2 separate regions of the Homo sapiens genome follow, and region 1 is linked to region 2. Evidence: chromatin contacts called from ENCODE Hi-C or POLR2A ChIA-PET data. All regions are on one chromosome and are shown on one strand. The core of a region is the stretch at or near the end of the contact, and the rest is flanking DNA. Distances in the headings are between cores, read along the strand shown. Region 1 holds the start of EXOC3 (exocyst complex component 3). Region 2 has its middle 9.2 kb from the start of MIR4456.

Region 1 (5,545 bases), core at 957-3,456, 100 kb after region 2:
CGAGACTCCGTCTCAAAAAAAAAAAAAAGAAAAAAAAAGAAAAAGTCATTATTGTCTTGGGTATCCAAAACCCCATTTCCCCCTTTTTTAACTGTCCTAGAAAACATCATGCTTCCCTCCTTTATGCAGGCCCCGTGCAGACCACAGGTGCTCAGATGCCAGGCAAGCCTGCCTTCCATGCTCCCTCCACCATCGTCCTCCTCGGGGAGCTAACACAGCTGCTTGGTGAGCATCAGTCAATGAGGGAATCCGATACACCTGTTCCCCTTGACTTCAGCTGTCTGATTTTCATCTTCATGAATATTAAAAAGATTCACCTTCTCCTGGAATTTTTCATTCTCCATGCCCACATGCTTTCAGACACCTCTCTTCTCCTTTTTCATCTGGACCTACATTGCAACCTTTCCTTTCTCTTTATTTTCTGATTATGAAATTTGGCATACCAACGTAGAAAATCTGGACAGGACAAAAATACAAAGATGCCAGAGGCAACTCCCCTTAAATCCCATCATCTATGGGCAACTCCTCTTAAATCTTGCTACCCAGGGGCAACTTCCCTTAAATCTCACAATCCAGGGACAACTTCCCGTAAATCCCACCACTCAGGGGTAACCCCCGCTATATCCCACCACTCAGGGGCAACTCCCCTTAAATCCCGCCACCCAGGGACAACTCCCCTTAAATCCCGACACTCAGGGGCAACTCCCTCCAACAGGGCTTGTTTCCTTCCAGTTTTTTCCCTTTGAGTTTCTTTTAAAGCTAAGATTCCACTGCTTATATGACTTTGTAGGTGCACACTTTTGTTTTCTTATTTTGTTTGGACATTATCATCAGCATTTCCATTGACATTAAAGCCTGTATGATTTTGATTATAGGGCTGGATAATAACCCAAGAAGTGGACCCCCAGCCGCTCTGCTGGGGCACGCGGTGAGGTGGCTGCGCCCATCTTAAGGCTGGAGTGAAGTCTGTCACGCTGTGGGTGGAAGCCAAGGCAATGTGAGTGGAGAGCTGTGAAGCAGGGCTCGCCTTGGAGTCAGAATAAAGCTACTCATGTGGAAAAGGGGAAAATCTGGAGTTAAAAAACGCACCGCAGAGGCTTCCATCCCAGCCTGAAGACTAAAGATTTTGGGTCACAGAAGCCAAAGAGGAACTCAGAGACCATAAACAGAGACCCAGGTCCAGCCCCTACCAGGGCCTTTCTGACTGCCTTCCCCTGGCGCTGGCTCCGCTGTGAGCCTCTCCGCCGAGCGGGGGGACACCCTACTGCGGGGAACATCAGCACCCACGGAGACACCTGCGCCAGGGAGACACCTCTGCCGGGCAGACACCTCTGCCAGGAGGGACCCTTTACCGGGGGGACGCCTGCGCCGAGGGGAACACCTGTGCTGGGAGGCACCTCACGGAGGGGACACTCCGCTGGAGGACACCTGCACCTTGGAGGACACCTGCACCTTGAAAGCTTCCTAAAGGCCAGGAAGGACGCTTGTGCCCAGAAGGACACCTGCTCCGACGAGGGACACCTGGTCCGAGGGGGGACACCTGTGCCAGGAAGGACAACTGCGCCTGGGGGGGGACACCGTCAAGAGGACACCTGCACCAGGAAGTACACTTGTGCCTGGGAGGGACACCTGTGCTTGAGGGGACACTTGCACCTTGGAGAACTCCTGCGCCGAGGGGACACCTGCGCCAGGAAGGACACTTGTGCCTGGAGGGACATCTGCCCCAAGGAGGGACACCTGCTCCGAGGGGGGACACCTGTGCCAGGAAGGACACCAGCGCCTGGGGCGTGGGGGAAGACACTGTTAAGGGGACACCTGCACCAGGAAGGACCTTGTGCCTGTGGGGACACATGTGCCAAGGGGACACCTACGCCTGGGGGGGACACATGTGCCGGGGAGGACACCTGCGCCGAGGACACTCGCACGAGCGGGATACTCCACGGGGTCCGGAACGGCCTCCCCGCCCTCCAGGTCCCGGTCCGGCCTCCCCCTACGCGCCCCCGCGGAAGCCAGAGACAGGGAGAGCAAGGATGAAAGACGGCGACCACCTCCCAAGGACCCGCCGGCCGTCAGGACCTGCCACCGACTCACCCTCTACGGCTACGCCGCCGCCGCCGCCGCCGCCGCCGCCGCCGCCGCCGCCGCCGCCGCCCCCGCCGCCCCCTCCGCCTTCGCTGCCTCCGCCTCCGGGGTCCCGGCCGGAAGTGGACAGCGCGCGGGCACTTCCGCTTCCGGCAACGGCGCCGGAAGCACGGGTCCGGGCCCTCCCGCGGGGCGGGTACTCGTCTCCCGGCCGAGCGACTTCAGCTCGGGGACCTGCCCCATGGCCGCTCCCCAGCAGGACAGGGAAACCGCCGAGGTGGGGGGCTTCTTGTCCGTCCCAGCCCCCCCAACTCAGGCCCTCTCGCTGCCCCTGGCGACCACCGCGTGCGCCCTTCCCCAGGGCGGGCGCAGTCCTGGACGCCTCCGCCGAGCGTGACTGCGTGCATTTTCTCTCCTTTCCCTTCCCAACCTGCGGAGAGAAGACAGCCCCAGAGCCGCTGTCTCCATCCTCTGCTGATGCCTGCTGTCTTTATGTTGGCCTCGTCGTCCGCACTGCAGTGTGGCAGGGGCGTCCCTCGTTTCCCGCGGACTGAGGTGGGCGCCGGGCATTCAGTAAACGAAGAAACCAAAGCGGAGAAGGTTGGGAATCAAACGTCTGTCATACCTGCCACCAGCAGACAAGCGGCTTTGGGTACCTCCTGGACCCAAAGACGAACTCAGCCCCTCCAGGAGCGCAGTCATTGGCACCCTCGTGGGAACAATGCCAGTGGGATGGGTGGCCACCGGATGTTTCCGGGGCCCCTCAGAGGCCCAGCAGCGCAGGTCTTGGAGAATGAATGTGGGTCACTGGGCCGCGCTGCAGAGGGCCGGTCCTGAGTCGCTTCCTGGAGGAGAGGCCCATGGCCAGCACTTGGCTTCGCCTGGAGGAAGAAGCACGTGCTAAACCACGAGCGTTCAGGGTTTGTCTGTTTGATAAAAGATGCTGGCTTTGACACACCAACTGACAAAGTCTTTCATAGGTTGGAGCTGCTAGGTTGTGCCCCTGCCCCTCCTGAAAATTAGCCACACGAAAGGAAGGGTCTGGAAGGTGGCAGGGAAGCCAGCAGAGACCAGGGAAGTGGCAGCAGCATGGGGCAGGGGCACACAGGAAGGAGATGGAGCTTGCGGGAGCCCCCACTGCCACTCCGACAGGGAGCCCTGCCCCGTGCCCTGCTGATGTTGACACTGACCCCGGCTCTATTATTTCAGTTTTTCCTTGTAATTTCTGAAAATCTAGCAACAAGTTGAGCAATGAAAAAAAGTAAAAAAGTTAAAATTGTGTTAGAAATTATGACTGTAAAGAAATTTTGAAACTAATGAAGAAAAAATTGCCAAAATTGCCAAAGCTTTTAGGACTCTTAAAAATATAGTAACATTGAGTATTATGAACTAAAGACTCATACTATTATATCAGTGTCTGGTAGTGAATTTGGATGGAGGACTGTCTAGTAACTTCTTAACAAAACATTGATTAGAAGTCTTTCTTGGCGGGGCGCCGTGGCTCACGCCTGTAATCCCAGCACTTTGGGAGGCGAGGCAGGTAGATCATGAGGTCAGGAGATCGAGACCATCCTGGCTAACATGGTGAAACCCCGTCTCTACTAAAAAAAATACAAAAAAACTAGGCAGGTGTGGTGGTGGGCCCCTGGAGTCCCAGCTACTCGGGAGGCTGAGGCAGGAGAATGGCGTGAACCCGGGAGGCGGAGCTTGCAGTGAGCCAAGATCGCGCCACTGTACTCCAGCCTGGGCAACAGAGCGAGGCTCCGTCTCAAAAAAAAAAAAAAAAAAAAAAAAAAAAAAAAGGTATTTATTGGCTGGGCGCAGTGGCTCCTAACTGTAATCCCAGCACTTTGGGAGGCTGAGATGGGCAGACCCCTTGAGCCCAGGAGTTTGAGACCAGCCTGGGCAACATGGTCTTTTTGGTAGGAACCCCATCTCTACCAAAAAAAACCCCACAAAAATTAGCCAGGCATGGTGGTGCATGCCTGTAATCTCAGCTCCCTGGGAGGCTGAGGCAGGAGAATGGCTTCAACCCGGGAGGAGGAGGTTGCAGTGAACTGAGATGGCACCACTACACTCCAGCCTGGGTGACAGAGGGAGAATCTGTCTCAAAAAAAAAAGTTTCTTGACTTCTGTTTTTGGCAGACCATGTTCTGCGAACACCCAGGAGCACTGCTGAGTGCAAGCATCATGTCGATTGCACAAGTGGATTCACGAACAGGCAAGGACGTGACCAGGGACAAATGTGGGAAGGGGAGAGGACGTGAATCAGAAGCAGAGATGCTTGCCGTCCTACAGCAGGCAGGTGGGTGGGTAGGGTGCGAGTTCTGCGGCCCAGGGGTTGGGTTTTACACTGAAGCAGGACAGATGATGAAGCTAAGGCTCCCAGCAGGTGGGAGGTGGACGGCGACTCCCATGTGAAGCACAGATGTGCAAGGGATGCATCCTCAGTGAAAGCGTGGACTAGGAAAACAGCAACAGCCTGGAGACTGTTCCTAAACTCAGCCCTCGGCGGAAGCCAACCCAGGGTCATTGCTAGAGGGATCCTCCTCCACCTTGACAGGAGCAAACTCGAGGGGGAGGGAGGGGAGGGCACTGAAGCACCCACAGTCCTGACCCTGCTCTGGGAGAATAGAGACCGTGCTTAGCTCCTGCTTAGACCTTGTTAAATGCCCACATTAAGGTTAGCCACTACAGAAATAGAAACAGGAAGAGAGAAAATGCAGGCAACAGCACAGAGACTGCAGGCAAGGAGAAGATGAGGACCCTGTGTTGAAATGTATCAGTAATGAGAACACAAGTAAGTGGATTAGAAACAGTGAAACATTCATAGGCGAACATCTAAAGCATCAAGAAACAACGATTAGAACTGGAGGCTTTTCACACGTGGGTCAGCCAGGCCCGAGAAGCTGGTGTGGGGATATGAATATCAAACAACATGGGTTTTTGGTCAAAAGCCACTGTCAAAGATAGTTATTTTCCTAAGATGCAAAATGCATAAGCCATAAAGAATAAAATAGAAAAGTTGCTATATTAAAATCTTAAACTCTTGTGGGATATAATTTTTAAATCCTTAAGTGAAAAGCCAAGCCACAGACTGAGGGAAAACATTGTCAGCATCTGTAACTGACAAGAAAATTGCTATCCAGAATAAAAACAGAACTCCTGCAAATTGATCTAAAAGGGCAAACAAGTGCAGCAAGAAACGGGTAAAGGACAAGAGCCACTGGCTCCGGGGAATAAGCTGCTTCCCTCGGCCTTCAGGGAGACCTTGTCCCCACACCCTCCCCACGGGGCCCTGCTGAAGCCTCTGAGCCATGACTAGGGTGTCCGTTGACCTGACCAGACCATGAGCCATGACCCAGGCCCTGCTCTATTGTCAGCCAGACCTCACTGCGGCCATGCAGCCTCCCCCACTCGCTATTCAGCTCCAGCCGTCCATACGTCCTGCATAAAACTGCCC
Region 2 (5,335 bases), core at 2,362-4,861:
ACTGGCGGTTTGTCCTGCCACTGTCCAGCACGTCCAGCCCCCTTCTGGGCGGGAGGCTTGACACCAGCCCTGACACACAGCAGGCAGGTGAGGTGCCAGCTCCTGCATCCCCCCCACAGAGCCAGGGCTTCCTCCAACCTGGTGCCTCAGCGTCAGGCAAGCAAAGCAAAGGCAGCAGCAGGTGGGAGCCCCATCCCTGGCCAGCGAGCCCCACAAGCTGTGGGGTGGCCTCTCCTGCCTCAGTTATCTGGGAGCAGGGAGTGAGTGTCACAACAGCCTTGCATTGGATTCACGGTGGCAGGTGGCCCAGGGGTGGGCCGGTGTGGGAGGGTTGTCCTGGGCAGACCACACCCAAGGTCATGGGCCTGGCTGCCTGGCCCCTGTGGCCCTGACCATCTCCCGTGCCAAGACTCCCAGCGAAGGGGCAGTGGACCCAGGTCTGCAGCTTCTGAGGGCTGCACAGTTCGTACCCCCAGCCCCACCCTACCTGGACAGGCTGCAGCCCACTGGGTCTCTAGGAGGGGGCGGGCCTGCGATGAGGGTCCAGGGAAGAGCCATCCTTGGGCAGCTGCTCCTGAGGCCCCGGCACTGCCCTCGGTGCCCCCAGCACTCACCCTCTCCACTGCCCAGTCAGCCTGGCAGCCATTGTCTAGGCCTCCAGGCTACAGCCCCCACTTTGAAGCAACTCTGACTCCAAAGTGGCACGCCTTGTCCCTTGTTTAAAACTTGGACTCAGAGGGGTGAGGGTCCCTGCAGGGTGCACCTGGAGACCCTCTGAGTCCAAGTTTTAAACATGAGGCTTCCCAGTCCCCATCCTGGTCTTTGGACAGAGGCAGCAGCAGGTGGGAACCCCATTCCTGGCCATTCAAGCCCCACAAGCTGTGGGGTGGCCTCTCCTGCCTCAGTTATCCGGGAGCAGGAAGTGGGTGTCGCAACAGACATAATCAGGTGTCACAAAGTCCAAGCCCTGTAATTCTGTGAACTTTATTGGTAGGAGGGGCTGTCTCCCGAGCCGCTCGCCCCATCCTTAACCCGGTTTTGGCCCCAAGTATATGGCGCCCCAGCCGAGAACAAGGCCATTCAGGGATTAAGACAGCCAAGCCTCAGTCTCCAGTCGGGTAAAGGGCAAAGGACGGCAAAAGGCCATCCGGAGACCCCAGGGCTGGCCTCATAGGGCAGGGCAGCTGGTGTTGGGGTCACAGCCTGGCACTAGCACCACTTCTGAAAAAAGCTCCCGGGTGGCATGGTCATAGGACTGCCCAATGTCAGTGCTGGGACCACACAAGGACAGGTGTGACCTCGGGGTAGACTTTCCTCCTGATAAGCCCTGGCAGCTGCTCCAGACCCTGCAGGGACAAGCAAAGTCACTTTCCCTGACCTCCTCTTTCCCGGGCCTTCCCAGGGCTCCCAGAGCCACCGTGACCTGTAGGGGCCAGGACAGGAGGAGAGAAAGCTTGGGGCTGGAACAGGACCTAGCCTGCAGGGTAGCAGGTGCAATCCCAGGCTTCAGGGCTGGTTGTGCGGGGCTCTGCCCAGCGAGTGTGGTGGGCCAGGGTGGAGGCCCTGCCTGTGCTCCCTGCAGCCCCAGCAATCCCTCCTTGGACGCTGGCCTTGAGAAGAGCCAGGGAGGCTGCTGTGCTTTCAGCTGCTGGACCCTAGGGGAGCAAAACCCCATGGAAGAGCCTGTACGAGAAGAAGGCCTGAGACAGTTAAGTGACTGCTCTATGGAAGGCCCCAGCAAGGATGCTTCAGCAGGGTCCCATGAGCACCCAAGACCCACTTGCTGACACAGCACGGACACCCCCAGAGGCCATGGCAGAGTCAGCTTCCCTCTTCCCCCTCCACAAAGAGTTGGCCACATTCTGCAAAGTCAGTGGTCAGGGGCCCACTGTGGCCACCAGGAGCCTGCCGTCCGCCCTGTGGTATGTCCTGCAGCTCTCGACACCTCACAACCTCCAGCGGGCCTTGCCCACCCCATGGGAAGGGGCACCAGGATGCCTAAGGCCCCATAGAACTCAGGCCCTTGGCCACATCCAGCCTCTGGGCTCCATCCACTGAGGCGGTTGGCCCGTGCTGACCCACAGGTCATGGAGTCTCAGGCCTCAGGCCCTCAGTCCAGAAGGGGAGATGAGTCCGGCAGCATGTCCAGTGGAAAAGGGCCTCCAATTGGCTAGTTTAAGTGGCATTGACTAAGACCTGGCTAGCACTGGGCCCACAGGTCCCGGTAGGTCATCTGGTTGGGACCCCCACACCCAGCACTCCTATGTCCCACAGAGCTGCTTTTGTCACAGCACACACAGCTGCATTCATGCACAGACAGGTCCTCATGTGTCTGGAGTTTGTTCCTTCCGGTGGGTTCATGGTCTCGCTGACTTCAGGAATGAAGCCACGGACCCTTGCGGTGAGTGTTACAGCTCTTAAAGGTGGTGTGGACCCAAACAGTGAACAGCAGCAAGATTTATTGTGGAGAGGGAAAGAACATAGCTTCCACAGCATGGAAGGGGACCAGAGTAGGTTGCTGCTGCTGGCTGGGGGGTGGCCAGCTTTTGTTCCATTAGTTGTCACCACCCATGTCCTGCTGATTGGTCCATTTTACAGAGTGCTGATTCGAACATTTTACAGTGTGCTGATTGGTCCATTTTACAAACCTCTAGCTAGCTACAGAGTGCTGGTTGGTGCGTTTTTACAGAGCACTGATTGGTGCATTTTACAAACCTCTAGCTAGCTACAGAGTGCTGATTGGTGCATTTTACAATCCTCTTGTAAGACAGAAAAGTTCTTCAAGTCCCTACTCAACCCAGGAAGTCCAGCTGGCTTCGTCTCTCACTCAGAGACCCGGTGAGGAGACGCAGCTGAAGATGCCTGGGCAGGACCCGGGGCCGACCAGGCTTCTCAGAGCTGTCCTCAGCTGCTAATCCCCTCCAGTGGGTCAGGGAGTCCTGAGCAGCACAGGACCTGGAGGAAATACAGTGACAACCCCCTGGCCTGCAAGCAGGTGGCACGAGACAGGCACCCCAACATGGCCAGCAGGCGGGGACACCAGCTTCAGAGGCTTGGCCCCTCCAACCCACACCCCAAGAGCATTGGCCTCCCTGGTGGTCTCCTGGCCCTGTTTGGGTTTTGTGTCTCACCAGGCTCATGTGACACTTGGGACCCACCTCAGAGCCAAGCCAGACAAGGCCCCTGGGGAGCTTCAGGTCCCACAGCCTGACTGGAGGCAGGAAGGAGACCCCTGGGGGGCGTGCAGTGCCTTGAGTCCTACTGAGGGGATGCCTGGTGCGCAAAGGCCTGGCCCCGGCCCCTCAGCGTGTGAGAGCAGGAAGCTGCTGTGTCCTCGATGCCTCCTGTCCTGCTGTCCTCCTATCCCAAGGAATGGGCAGCCGGGCCCGGGGTGCTGTTTGTTCACTCTCGGGGACGAATGTGCCAGGCTCCACCTGTGAACCCACATCTGACCCAGCTCTCTGCTAGGGCAGCGCCTGCCCTCCCTACTCTGCCTGTGTGATTTTAAAGCCTATGAAAATTAAACAGGAAGTGGAAGTGGAAGTGAGACCAGCCCCTCCCACGGCCTCACGGGCAGAGCACTGGGCTGGGGCTTCGCGGCTGCGTTTACTTCCCCAAACCTTCACCTTCCTCCAATGAGCAAGGTTGGCTAAAGGTAATGCGGTCGTAAAATGATTTCCGGATCTTCTGAAATCCCCGACAGGAGCCTGTGGTCTGGAAAGCTGTTGCGCTGGCCTGGACCGTGGGCTTGGAGGATGGATGGGCTCCCACCCACGGTCCCATTTGCCAATTGTTCCTGGCAGTTAGTCACCCCCTGGCTGATGAGGACGTGGTAAACCACACGGGGTTGAGGAGAGGACGGAGCCTCGGCGTGACCTCGGGCCACCTCTGAGCCACTGAGGGATGCAGGGCCAGGCGGGGGTCACCACAGGTGATTTTTCCCAGTGTCTGTCCTGGACCCCTCACCCCAGGCTCCAGGCAACTCAGCCGTGGGCCCTGCCCAGAGCCCCCCAGGCTCCAAGGGCACTATAGCCTTTGTGGGCCAGAGCTGCTGTCCCAGGCGTGTGCTCAGGACCCTCAAAGACCTGGCTTTCCTGTCCTGCCATTGTCCTGGGGACCTCAAATGCCCACAGGGTGATGCCCCAGAACCCTTGCATCCTCCTCCATAGCCCAGCTCCCTCTGGCCTCCGCTGTAGCCTCAACCTCAGGCTCTTGGGTGTGTGGCTCCTGCCTGGGGCCCACTGAGCCCTCAGCTGCACCAGGCCTTGGGTGTCTCCAACTAAGCCCAGCACCAGCTCCGACACTGTTGTCCTATTTCCCCACTTTACCATCCTTGGGACCCCAGCATCCGGCCCTCAGCGGCTTTCCCCACTTTACCATCCTTGGGACCCCAGCATCCAGCCCCTCAGAGCTTTCCCCACTTTACCATTCTTGGGACCCCAGCATCCGGCCCCTCAGCGGCTTTCCCCACTTTACCATTCTTGGGACCCCAGCATCCAGGCCCTCAGCGGCTTTCCCCACTTTACCATTCTTGGGACCCCAGCATCCGGCCCCTCGAGTGGCGGCACCTTGGCTTCTGCTCAGCACTCTGCCAGTTCCCCTCCACGAGGCGGCTTGAGCACACTCACTGGACCCACCTGGCCCTGCAGCCCAGCCCTGGCCCCGGCTGCTGTGGTGCTGAGACCCTCCCCACCCGCCTGCAGCAGGCTCCTCCCCTGGACCTTCCTCCGCAGGTGACCCCAGACACATCAGGGCCCTCAGCTGACACCTTTCCATGTCCTCCGCAGGTCCCTGCACCCCGCACGCCCACCTGCCTCTCGCATGCTGGGGCCTCTGCCTGTCCCTCTGCCCTGATGGCTTTCATGTCACTGCCTAAGCACGTTCAGCGGTCCTCCACCGAGCACTAGAACACCAGACCCTCCCTCCCGCTGTCCCGCGCCTCTGCTTCCTGCTGCCAAAGCTTCCCCGTCGCACCCGAGCCCCTCGCACCTGGCTCTGCCATACGGAGCAGTCCTTGTCCCTGCAGCAGCGTCACCAAAGCCTTCCTCTTGATACAGCTGCTCCTTCTGGGGTCCAGGAGATTTGGCCTGAGGAGCTGGGATGTCACTTGTGGGGTCTGTGGGATACTCTGACCTGAGGTCTCCCAGACCCTCCCTGGGAGGATGACCCAGACCTCAGCTCCGAGGTCGAGGCCTGGTGCAGCTCAGGGCTCAGTGGGCCCCAGGCAGGAGCCACACACCCAAGCCCTGTGCACCCAAGCCTGAGAAGTGCCCTCGGCAGAAGGAAGGGCCCGTGGGGTCAGAGCCGGGCCACCCATGGGGCCTGTGCTCCCAGG

The links. Hi-C counts contacts between places; a loop is a spot of excess contacts on that map. ChIA-PET counts read pairs that join two places held with the same protein, here RNA polymerase II (POLR2A). Pooled maps may share reads with other maps.
Region 1: a loop to region 2 is called in a map of CD8-positive, alpha-beta T cell, with 8 times the contacts of the local background. The contact joins the promoter of EXOC3 here to the enhancer-like site in region 2. A Hi-C loop is called at or near these places in 3 of 168 maps with a recorded cell type or tissue (CD14-positive monocyte, CD8-positive, alpha-beta T cell and naive thymus-derived CD4-positive, alpha-beta T cell), 2 of 37 single-sample maps with no recorded cell type and 9 of 50 pooled maps. POLR2A ChIA-PET finds 5 or more read pairs at or near these places in 2 of 52 experiments (activated CD4-positive, alpha-beta T cell and common myeloid progenitor, CD34-positive).

The regions. Positions count from the first base shown.
Region 1 is chr5:439,837-445,381 of GRCh38, reverse strand. EXOC3 (exocyst complex component 3) reads right to left here and starts at 2,206. Exons shown (of 13, transcript NM_007277.5): 1 at 2,092-2,206. It overlaps EXOC3-AS1 (EXOC3 antisense RNA 1), which reads left to right and starts at 2,222. Exons shown (of 1, transcript NR_126522.1): 1 at 2,222-3,547. RefSeq lists enhancers at 1,542-1,631, 1,682-1,811, 2,582-2,691, 2,712-2,761, 4,345-4,404 and 2 more and a silencer at 2,112-2,501.
Region 2 is chr5:542,432-547,766 of GRCh38, reverse strand. No RefSeq gene overlaps it. Among named protein-coding and RNA genes, the nearest start is that of MIR4456, 9.2 kb to the right of the region's middle. Within about 2 kb of position 3,611, at least 8 of the 41 ENCODE cell types and tissues checked have a DNase peak (open chromatin) inside an H3K27ac peak, as active enhancers do; they include CD8-positive, alpha-beta T cell, where a contact is called at or near this core.